Linked DNA regions of Homo sapiens: region 1 is linked to region 2. The links are chromatin contacts, found by Hi-C in ENCODE. All regions are on one chromosome and are shown on one strand. Each heading gives the region's core, a stretch centred on a gene start or an enhancer-like site at or near the end of the contact. The rest is flanking DNA. Distances are from core to core; before and after follow the strand shown. Region 1 holds the start of REG4 (regenerating family member 4). Region 2 has its middle 34 kb from the start of SEC22B.

The links. A loop is a pair of places that touch in the nucleus more often than their neighbours do. Pooled maps may share reads with other maps.
Region 1: a map of CD8-positive, alpha-beta T cell shows a loop between it and region 2 (10-fold over the local background). The contact joins the promoter of REG4 here to the enhancer-like site in region 2. A Hi-C loop is called at or near these places in 4 of 168 maps with a recorded cell type or tissue (CD4-positive, alpha-beta T cell, CD8-positive, alpha-beta T cell, MCF 10A and 1 more) and 12 of 50 pooled maps.

The regions. Positions count from the first base shown.
Region 1 is chr1:119,809,463-119,815,319 of GRCh38, reverse strand. It overlaps REG4 (regenerating family member 4), which reads left to right and starts at 3,860. Exons shown (of 6, transcript NM_032044.4): 1 at 3,860-3,911.
Region 2 is chr1:120,140,247-120,145,646 of GRCh38, reverse strand. No RefSeq gene overlaps it. Among named protein-coding and RNA genes, the nearest start is that of SEC22B, 34 kb to the left of the region's middle. Within about 2 kb of position 2,631, at least 8 of the 41 ENCODE cell types and tissues checked have a DNase peak (open chromatin) inside an H3K27ac peak, as active enhancers do; they include CD8-positive, alpha-beta T cell, where a contact is called at or near this core.

The DNA of each region.
Region 1 (5,857 bases), core at 2,611-5,110, 330 kb after region 2:
GTTTCCATTTGGAGTCTTTTAGGAAGCCAAGTTAAATCACCACATAGATGAAGTTTAATTGTTTCAAGTGGGCTTAGAGCATGAATTCTTCCAAGAGAGGAAATAAGGCTTTTCTCCCTGACAAAGAAGTGAATGTCTTCTCCAAAAATATGTTCAGTGAAGTTTTCCTGGGCTGGGTGCAGTGGTTCATGCCTGTAATCCCAGCACTTTGGGAAGCCCAGGCGGGTGGATCGCCTGAGGTCAGGAGTTCCATACCAGCCTGACCAATATGGTGAAACCCCATCTTTGCTAAAAGTACAAAAATTAGCTGGGCTTGGTGATGGGCACCTATAATCCCAGTCATTTGGGATGCTGAGGCAGGAGAATCACTTGAACCTGGGAGATGGAGGCTGCATAGAGCTGAGATCACACCACTGTACTCCAGCCTGGGCAACAGAGCCAGACTCATCTCAAAAGAGAAAAAAAAAAAGTGAAGTTTTCCTCTGTGGGAAAAAGAAAGATATGAGTGAGCTTGCTTGTTCCCTAGAACCTCTAGATGGAAATACCTAAGAAGAAAAGAGGCAGATTTTGAAGCAATTACTCTTCTTTGGATTGCTGGTTAGTTTCGCTACTAAAAATTGCTGAACATAAGGTGAGAGAGAGGAAGGAGATGTGATCCCTGACCTGAAGTAGCTTAGTGAAATATAGGTAGCCAACCAGAAAATAGAGACTTTAAGTGCCGAGCCTGGGGTATGTGAGCACAATGGAAGGCATCTCTGCTGTCAGAGAGTAGAATAAGGAAAAGCCTCCAAAGCAATGCTGTAAACCAAACCAAGCTGTCATTGTGGCAAGATCCTGCAGGACAGAAACCAGATGGCTGTTCTTCAACTTTTTATCACCTCCTGTCCCCTTCCCTACCACACCTACACCCATATACCCAGATTCTTGCACTTAATCACATTCAATATTTATTGAATGAACTAATTAAAAGATGAATAAACACACCCAAACAAGGAATGAGAAAAAGGGCATTGCAAGCAGAGGAATGACATGAAAAAAGGCATGGAGGTGTGACCTTGAATGGGGTTGTTCCAGGGAGTACCAACATGTGGTGTTGATGGGCACAGATTTGACTGGATGGAGTATTAGTGCTGGAGGCAAGAGTGATATGAAGGTGTACGACTCAGAAAGATTTTCCTGCTATACTGAAAGTCTTGGTGAATGTGGGGCTCAATTGTAATATTTCATCATAAGTGCAGCAACATCAAGTTTGCATTATCAAAAAAGTACTCTGATAATACATATACTTAAATTAATATTTTCTAATGAAGTCTCAATTTAATCATGATCAGATCTTAGAATATTTTAACTTCATTCCTAACTCTCTTTAATCTCGTTTGTTATTGTCTGGTATTTTTGTTCCTACTTATATTAAAAATGAAATAAAGTTACTATTAATTTTATTTTAAACATTATTATAACTAATACAGTCAACACATTTCTTTATTGTAACACATCTTCTGGGATTATTTTATTTTTTGACAAAGGACACGCTTAAGCAGTAATTTCAATGAGTCTATGGATAGCAATCTTACTACGTTCTCATAACTTTAACATATCTTTTTGTCATACTCACCCTTAATGGTTGGTTAGCTGGGTACAGAATTCCAGGTTGAAAGTTGTTTTCCTTTGCACTTTAAAGCTAGTGTTCCATACTACCGAGCCATAAAAAGGAATGAAATAATGGCATTCACAGCAACCTGGATGGAATTGGAGACTATTATTCTAAGTGAAGTAACTCAGGAATGGAAAACCAAACACTGATGTTTTCAGTCATATGTGGGAGTTATGAGGATGCAAAGGCACAAGAACGATCCACTGGACTTTGGGGACTCGGGCGAAAGGGTGGGGGGTGGCAGGAGATAAAAGGCTACACGTTGGGTATAGTATACACCGCTTGGATGATGGGTGCCCCAAAATCTCAGAAATCACCGCTAAAGAACTTATCATGTAACCAAACACCACCTGTTCCCCAAAAACCTATTGAAATTAAAAATAATAAATAAATAAATAAAGCTACTATTCGAAAGCTGCCTGGCTTCCACTTTATCTCTCCATTATGGTGCCATCCCCATCCTTGTCACTTTGAAGGTGATCATTGCTGATTTGGGGCTTTTAGGATTCTCACTTTGACCATTTCATGTATGAGGTGTTTATATGTAGACTTTTTTTTTTTAAATAAACTTACTATTCAGTGGACCTTTTTGATTCAGACAATTTTCTGGTCCTTTACATTCTTACATCTCAAAGGTTTATGTGAGTCCTATCAATGCCTTAATTTGGAGCTAGTCAATGTGAGGGTTCAGTAAGAGACCTCTTAAAAGTCCTATGAACATCTTGTTTTCTAATCTGTTCTACTCTCTTCTCTCTCATCTCAAGTCTTTAAATCTGGATAATGGCATGGGGATAGCAGACTAAGGGTTGGGATGGCTGCTGGAAACACAGGAGATCTATCTAATCACCCATTTTGTTAAAACTTTTCTGTCTTACATCTGGACCAGGACTTCTGAAATTGAAAGGCTTGGAGTTAACATCTTTGTACGCCATTGTGCCATGAAGCAATGATGATTCCCATCCAGCTGCCTAAAGAGAAAGAGGTTTGTGTCAAACATTCTGATGGGAGAGATTCTTTAAAATGTTCTTTGTGAACCATGAAAGCATTACTTTCTCATGTCCTACCATGAATTTACACAACTGATGCAAAAATCTAATAACAAAGGTTGAGTAGCATTTTCCAAACAACAGTGAGCTGGGAGCAAGGAAGCTGGCTTCTGATATCAGCTTCACCCACAACTGTCTGTGCATTAAACTAGTCACAATGTTTCTCTAGGCCTCAATTTCCTCACCAGTAGAACAAAAGAGTAAGATTTGATAACTACTATGGTCCCTTCCAGACTTAAAGTTTCCAGACATAAAGGTCCTTTACAGACTTAAATCTGTAGTTTAAAGTTGAGTCATCTCTGGCACCTACAACCTAACCCTTTGCCATCTATACTGGAAAAGAAAATCTTGTTACTCTTTTCAAATAGCCTATTTTTCAGTAGAACTGTATTTTGGCAAACACCTATATTTGGAGTCAGAAGGACAAGGTTCAGTGTCCAGGTCCACTGCTGACCAGTGTTGTGAACCTCGGAAGGTTTCTAATCTCTCTTAAGGTTGGGTTTCTTGAGTGTGTAATGGGGATATGTGTCCTATGCTGCTCACAAGGATTTTGTTGGCATCTTATTTGATGACTTCACTGAAAACCCGTTATTGTAACACACTCTGTTGATGTAAGCTATTTTGACATGATCATCCATGTTCTGCGGGAGAAGCTCAAATAGTAGATCTCTGAGGAAACTCACGCATGTTGAAGGAGTGGAGTCGGTGCTTTAGGAAGGAAAATCTGTGTGTGGGTCTCAAGTCTCACCGCATGGGTCATAACCTATTCCTGACCCTGACAGAAAATCCTTCTAGAAATAAAAGAGAAATAAAGGAAATCCACCATACCAAGGCATAAAAAGACAGCCATGAAAAAGTAACATAAGGGGAGAGGAAGATGGGCTTATAACAGATTACAGGATGTTGTCAGTTTTAATAACGTGATGTGAAGAAAAGATTCTGTTTGCACACAGGGAGAGGTTCTTTTCCTGGCTAGTCAAAGCACACCTTACGTACATTCTGAAGCCGTCTCTTATATGATTCATTTTTTTCACTGTAGATAAGACTTTTATGGATGGATTGTTTTTCTCAAATAATATTATCGCTTTGTGACTAAAGTAAAGATTATTAATTCCTGAGGCAAGAAGATATAAAAGCTCCAGAAACGTTGACTGGGACCACTGGAGACACTGAAGAAGGCAGGGGCCCTTAGAGTCTTGGTTGCCAAACAGGTAATCCTCCTCGCGGTTGATGATGGGGGACTTTCTTTAAACATCTGTTTTCCTCTGTCAGCTATTAGCCAGGCCAGAAATGACAAATTGTATTTCTAGTGAGGCTTGTCAGGCTTTCTGTTGCTGTGTTGTTTGATTTAAATTATTTACCTTCTTTTCTTCCTTCACTGCAAAGAGCATTGGCTTTGGTGTCAAGCTGTTGGGTTAAATCTTGGCTCTGCAGTCTGGTAGCTGGGAAACTTTAGAAAAGTTACTCAATCATAAGTGTCAGTGTCTTCATTTGTAACATGCATTCATGAGATCTACAGTGCAGGTTTTTTGTTTTTGTTTCTGTTTTTGTTTTTGTTTTTGTTTTTTTATGGAGTCTTGCTCTGTCTCCCAGGCTGGAGAGCAATGGTGCAATCTTGGCTCACTGCAACTTCTGCCTCCCAGGTTCAAGTGATTCTCCTGCCTCAGCCTCCTGAGTAGCTGTGATTACAGGCACTTGCCACCACGCCCAGCTAATTTTTGTATTTTTTAATAGAGACAGGGTTGTGCCATGTTGGCCAGGCTGGTCTTGAACTCCTGACCTCAGGTGATCCACCTGCCTCAGCCTCTCAAAGTGCTGGGATTTCAGCCATGAGCCACCACACCCGGCCCAGTGCAGCTTACTTATGAACATGACATGCAGACATTCAATGAATATCAGTTCACTAAAAATTATTCACAGATTAGTAAAAAAGATGCTGCCTCTCCCTTCCCCCAGATGGTCACCTTGACAGAGAAATTCTGTTTGCGTTTTAAAGGGGTTTGAGGACATTGAAAATACACTATTACTTTTGGAAGGAAAGTTTAGCAAAGTGCAAGGTTCACGCAATGATTTAAAAAGAAGTAAGGGGTGGGGAAGGTCACATCCACACTCTCCAAGCTTTGTCTCATTCTCAGTTAATGTTGCCTTAAAGTGTTCAGATGGACCCCAGAATTGATTTTCCAGAAAAGTCATCATTTACATTATTCTCTTTAAGCAATCCATTATTTGAGAGTTAGATTGTATATTCAGATTTTTTAATCATAAAGTATGATTAAATGTGAATTCAATGAATTAACTCATTTTAAGAATTATTTGGGAGGGAAATCCAGAACTCAGTTTCATACTTATGTTAAAACAAAGCCCAGACAGATGAAAATAGAACAGTGATAAATATTTTAACCTTATGTGACAGTAATGGCCAGTCTTTTGATATAAATTTAAAAATTATTTTTAAAAACATAAAAAATAACAATATTTTTGAAAATTTCAGAATGGCAAAAATTATAATAAGTAAGAGAAAAATACAAACTGAGAAATACTATTAGTAACACGTGAAAGGCAATAAACATACAAAAAAGATCTCACAAATAAACATACAAAAAAGATCTCACAAACAATGAAATAGAAAAATGTGCAAAACTGTAAAATGAAAATTCACCAAATACTAAAAGCAAATCATTATATAAAAAGATGTTCAACTTCATTAGTAATTATAAAATATTTTAAAACACTAAGGTTCTTCTTTAATATACCAAAATTAGCCAAAAACTTGACAAAATTAAGCATTCTCTGGGAGCTTAGGGAACCAATCCTTTTAGTGCCCTATTAATGAGGTAAATATCACAGCCCATACATTTTAACAAAGGGTATTAAAATGACAATGTGCATGTTGTGTGATGCCACAACCCTATATATGAGAATTTATACTAAAGAAAAAATAAAAAATGCATGAAAGTTATGTGAGTGCAAGACAATGTATTACAATTAATCTGTTTCTGAGAAACAAAACCAGGCTATAGGACTATATGATCTTATTTTTATAAAATTGTACACAGAGAGAGGTGCATAGAAAGATATCTGTAGGCTACTCACCAAATTATCTCCTGGAGATGGGATTTACTTCTTATTTTCTAGTTTTGCATTGATTTTCTAATAG
Region 2 (5,400 bases), core at 1,382-3,881:
AAAGGTGTTCAGGCCTGATTTATAGTTTAGGATGCCTACCTAAGTCCAAAGAGTGATCCTCAGCAGTGTCTAAATGTGTTCCTATCATAGAGTATATGTTTGTCATTCAGATAAAATGTTGTCTACATCTAATCTTTCTCATTCTTTCATTATTCAAATATCCCCGTGCCTTTCTATCTTTAGTCAGTGAATTATCTTGTAATGACAAGAGCAACTATCATTTGAACTGTTCTTAACTCACTTAGGCCGGAGGTTGCAATTTTTTTTTTGTCAAAAAATCAGACCTTGGTGATAACTTGAGCAGTAGGCTATAAGTAACTAGTAGGCTAGCCTACTATAAGTAGGCTAGGCATATTAATAGCGTATAAGGTGCTCTCACAGACATGTTTTCCCTTTGATACTCACCATAGCCCTGTGAAGTTGATAGCTACTATCCCCCATTTTACAGATAAATTTTCTAATCTGTAATCAAAATAGCTGCTCTTTGCTTGAAGAAAAAGTCCAGAGGGACACCCTATATGTCAAGAGAGCTCCAGGGGGTGGGTAATTTCTTTCATAATTGCTAGAAGAGCCAATTCTGAATGTGAGGCTTTTTCTGTCTGCTTTATTACAACCAGAGATGGAATAGGAAGGCTTTCAGTTACAGTTTATCAATTCCTTCTGCTTTTGCCAGTTAATCTCTAGCTTTACTCTTTTGAAAAAACTACCTGTTTCCCACTCCACTTCTGCTACCACCACTACCAAGTCAGAGTCCTCTTTCTATTCCAGCCAAACCTCTTCCTGTTCTTGAGAATTGCATCACATTCTTGGCTTAACGTAACCAACACCCCCACATTGGCACCAGGGAGTGTGTAGCCCTTCTTTATTGGCTGAAAGTTCTTGTCTGGTGAGCATGGAATAAGTCACTCACTTCCTGAATTTCAGCCCTGGCTAAATTTGCTTCTGGAAAAACATATATATATTCCTCAGATTTTTGTTTGTTTGTTTGCAAATCTCCTTCACTCCAGCCCTGTCCTGGAATGAGCAAGATTTACCAAATAGGGACAGCGTGAAAGGGAATTTAGAGGGTAGAGGTAGAGGGAAAAGGAGTAGTATGTGTAGCTTGCTGAATGAGATGTCTGCTCTTGCTGTTTCCATTTCTTCACTTCTCAAACAATTTTTAACCCAATCTAAACTGGCATCAGCTCCCATTGTATTGAAAGGGCTTTCACTCAGGACAGTAACGCCCCCCCGCCACCTCCCATATTACTAAATCCAGTGGATACATCAGCCTTGATCTTACTTGGCATCAGGGTAGCATGTGATGCTTTTGGTCACATCCTCTTTGATAGATTCACTCTTCCTTTGCACTATTGTTTTTTCCCTATCTTAGTCATGGGTCTTCAGCATCCTTTGCAAGCTCCTCTTTACTCCTAAAGTACTGGTGTTCCTCAGAACCCTGTTCTACATCAGCCTCTTTTCTCTCTAAACATTTTCTGTGAGAAATATTATCCCTTTCCATGGCATTATTGAGATCTATCTGCCAATTATTTCCAAATCTCTATCTTCCCTGACCTCTTTTGACTGCTTTCTAGAACTTCAATTAGAAATTCCTGAAAGCCTATTAACCAACTCCCTCCCTCAAACCTATTCCTCCAATAATGCTCCTTATCCAAACATATGCCACACCATCTACCCAGTTTTTCTAGGCAGAAATGTAGGATTCATCCTTAATGCCTCTTTTGCTCACCTTCCACATTCAGTCAATAACCAAATTCAGTATAATCTACATATTTGAATCCATCAATTTCTCCCTGTCCCCACTGGCCTAAGTGATCACCATCTATGTGGCATTTTGCACATCCCTTTGCTAGTTTCCTGCCCCCAGGTTTTCTCCCCTTGGATCATTTTCCACTAACCACTAGATGGTTCTTTATGTAAATGCAGTTCTGTAAATTCACCACTTGTGTTTAAAATCCTTTAGTTGCTTCTCACTGTCCTTAGGATGGAGTCCGAACTTCTTATCACGGTTCATAAGCCTCTCATGATCAGTAACTTGCCATCAGTCTGAACTCCACTCACACTGACCTCCAGTGTTTCAAACACACCCTGCTTCCTTTTGCCTCTAGGCCTTCACAGATGCTGTTTCCTCTGCTCGGAGCATTCTACTGTAGGGCCTCTAACATCTGTAGACTAAATTCTAGCCTCAAATTATCAGTTATCTTATTCCTGAATCAGAACTGAACTGGGATTCTTAATATTTTTTTATTAATTCTTGAATTAAAGCCAGGATTTATATTATCCTATATGTTTCTTTGAAAAATGCAAAGATATTTTCTAATGAAACTGTATTTGAACTAATTAACTTAGGGTTCAGTTTTTAAAAATCATAGCCGAATGTAAACTGGAACGTACTTTTTTTCATGGTACTGGAATGTTTTCTTGGTTGTTATTCATCGTGACATTCTAGCTTTGGAATTTTTCATTTCCAGCTGACTTCTAGCAGTCTCCTTTCTTACCTCTCAACCCCTTACCCTCTGGTTGCCCTATACTTGCCCCTAGATGGATCCAGTTTGCATGCAGTGGTAGCTGCTGTGAGGCTGCGGTTAAATAGAGCTGCTCAGACTGCAACAGGAAAGCATTGAATCGAAAGCAAAGGGGAGGAAGCGCAAACCGATACCCACCACAAAGCTGCTGAGTGCCCAGCATGACCCAAGCCGCACCCTCTGATGAGGAGTCTTGTGGAGGAGTAAGAAGCCACAGACTTTAATAAACCATCAGCACAGCCTGTCCTCCACTTCCCTGGTCCAGCCTTCCCGGATCACCATGAGTATCACCGGGTACTGACCTAAGAAGCTGGGTGATGACAGAAAAGTGACCAGAAATGTAGAGTCCAGAGGAAGGTACCCGAAATGAATGACTGTAGACCATTTTATCTCAAACTCCCTACACAGTCAAGCGTGGCGAGCACGAAGGTCCGGGGCATGAGAATGTTTCTGAGGAGCTCCCTGCTTGGGGTGATTCCCAGATGAAGACTCCTAAAAATGTTCCCTAAAAATGCCTTTGCTACCTCCCTGAAAGGCTGCTTCTAGTAGTGGCCAAAACAACTTATAAAAATTTTGTAACTAAAAATAAAGCCCTTGTGAGATACAGTTAAGAGAACTTTAAATATACACTAAGGTATGATGACTATTTTTAGATTCCTGACTTCAATGGAGGGAGGAGAAAGGAAGGAGATGGAGCAGCAAAGACATATGTTACCTACTTGATTTTGCTCATGGCCTAACCTGTTTACATTTGTCCCTTTTGCTATCAAAGGAGATATTAAGGAATTATAGGAAAGGGAATGAAAAGTGTGGAAAAATATATAGGAACTAAGTACAGATTTTAAACACTGGTAAGGTGGAGAACTCCTTGGAAATCTAGAGCTTCACAGTGGCTCTATAATTCACCTGTTCAGGTTCACTACCTCAGAATCTAAGAAGGTGAGATCTGGGCCCTACTTTTGCAGCTGGAAGGTCAGAACACAAAGAATGGAGGTGACTGACTCAGTCTGGAGGAAAGGTTGCTTGGCTTGGCTGGAAGTGGGCACTTGTGTCATCATAGAGTGCCAACCTCACACTTCAGATAACAGAACAGGAAATATTGTTAGTTCAGATGGGAGAGCAGAGGACTGACTGTGTATCCAAGACCATTAAGTTATTCAGTCACCTCTTTGTGTTGTACTTTCTATCCTACAAGGGACCAGAGCTGGCTGTGGGGAGCTTGGGCAATAGATGAAGCAGGCCATCAGGCCAGTCCCTGTTCCTTGCAGCTTTCTTCTCCCTTCTATCATGTTCAGCTTCTTTAATCTGCTCAACCCAGAAAGTCTTCCAAGATTGACATCATTACCAAAGTTTAAATGGAAGAATCTGAGGCATTTTGATAGGAGACAGGGGTGACAATTCTGGAGTAGAGGAACTGTCTCTCACAAGGCCTCTCTACTACAAGTGGTAAAAATTTGTGCTTTATTTTAACAACCACAACAACAGTGAATTGGAAAGGATCTAATAACAGAACAGAATTTGTAGTCAGACAACTTTGTTTTGAAACTATTCTTCCTTTCTTCCCTTCCTCCCTCCCTCCCTTCCTTCTTTCCTTCCTTCCTTTCCTTCAGAAAGGAAAGGACAGGGAGGATAGCCATAGAATGGGAAGCTCCTTAGACCTCAGAGGAATGCCGCAAGCTTCCCAAGTCTGAGTGCCTGCCCAGAGTTTGCCTACTTTCTTCAGTAGTCAAGGATATTCCTCAAGTTGTGTTTAATATCTATACATGAGCCAAACTGCGGTAGGTGGGTGACTGCATTCCCCAGGTGCAATCTTTCAGCATGTGACCTGATGTAGTACATTACATTCCTTAGACAAGGAAAAAATAGCGATATGAATGCAAAGAGGGGGAGGCAGAGAGTGTAAGCTACTCTAAAACACTTAGTTATGAAAGAAGAAAGATTGGCTAGAAAGCATGTGTAATAAGGAATGAATTCCATTTTTTTAATTGAGAGAGGTTCAGGAATGTTTATGTACTTGAGGAAAAAGCATAGTGAGAGATCTTAACAAGTCACTTCATTCCTAAGCTTTGATACCCCCATCCAAGGTGAGGAGGAGAGGAGAGGAGTTTCTATAAAGATTAAAATTGAATTAAAATCATATGCCCAGTAGTGGCTTATATGCCACAAAGCCCTTTACACATGTTAATTTTTATAACTATTATCATCTAGTGACTGTACAGATGAGTAAGCCCTGGTCACAGCTGTTCTATATTTTCTACCCTATATGACAGAGCTGTCAAGAGGAGACAGGCTCTTGAGTAGGCAGGGCTAAGACACATAAATAAGAGGCTAACACTGGTGTGATTTGTATCTTGACATGCTTTGAGCTTTTGGAGGATGGTGTGTGTATGTGTGTGACTTACTAGATGCAATGAGTTACCATTTATTTCAACTTGCCCTGTATTCTTATTTTAAAAATCTTACTTAAAACATGGACACATGTCAAATCCAACATGTCTCTAAAAAGATCTAATGTTTGGAGAAAATTTTAGAAATATTCACAAACTGTGCATCTGATAAAGGTCTATTTAGAATCTATAAGGAACTTAAACAATTCAACAAGCAAAAAATAACCCCATTAACAAGTGGGCAGGCCAGGTGCAGTGGCTCACACCTGTAATCCAAGCACTGTGGAAGGCTAAGGCAGGCAGACTACTTGAGGTCCAGAGTTCAAGACCAGCCTGGCCAAGATGGTGAAACCTCCCCTACTAAAAATACAAAAATTAGCCAGGTGTGGTGGTGCACACTTGTAATCCCAGATACTCGGGAGGTTGAGGCAGGAGAATCGCTTGAACTCGGAAGGTGGAGACTATAGTGAGCCGAGATGGTGCCACTG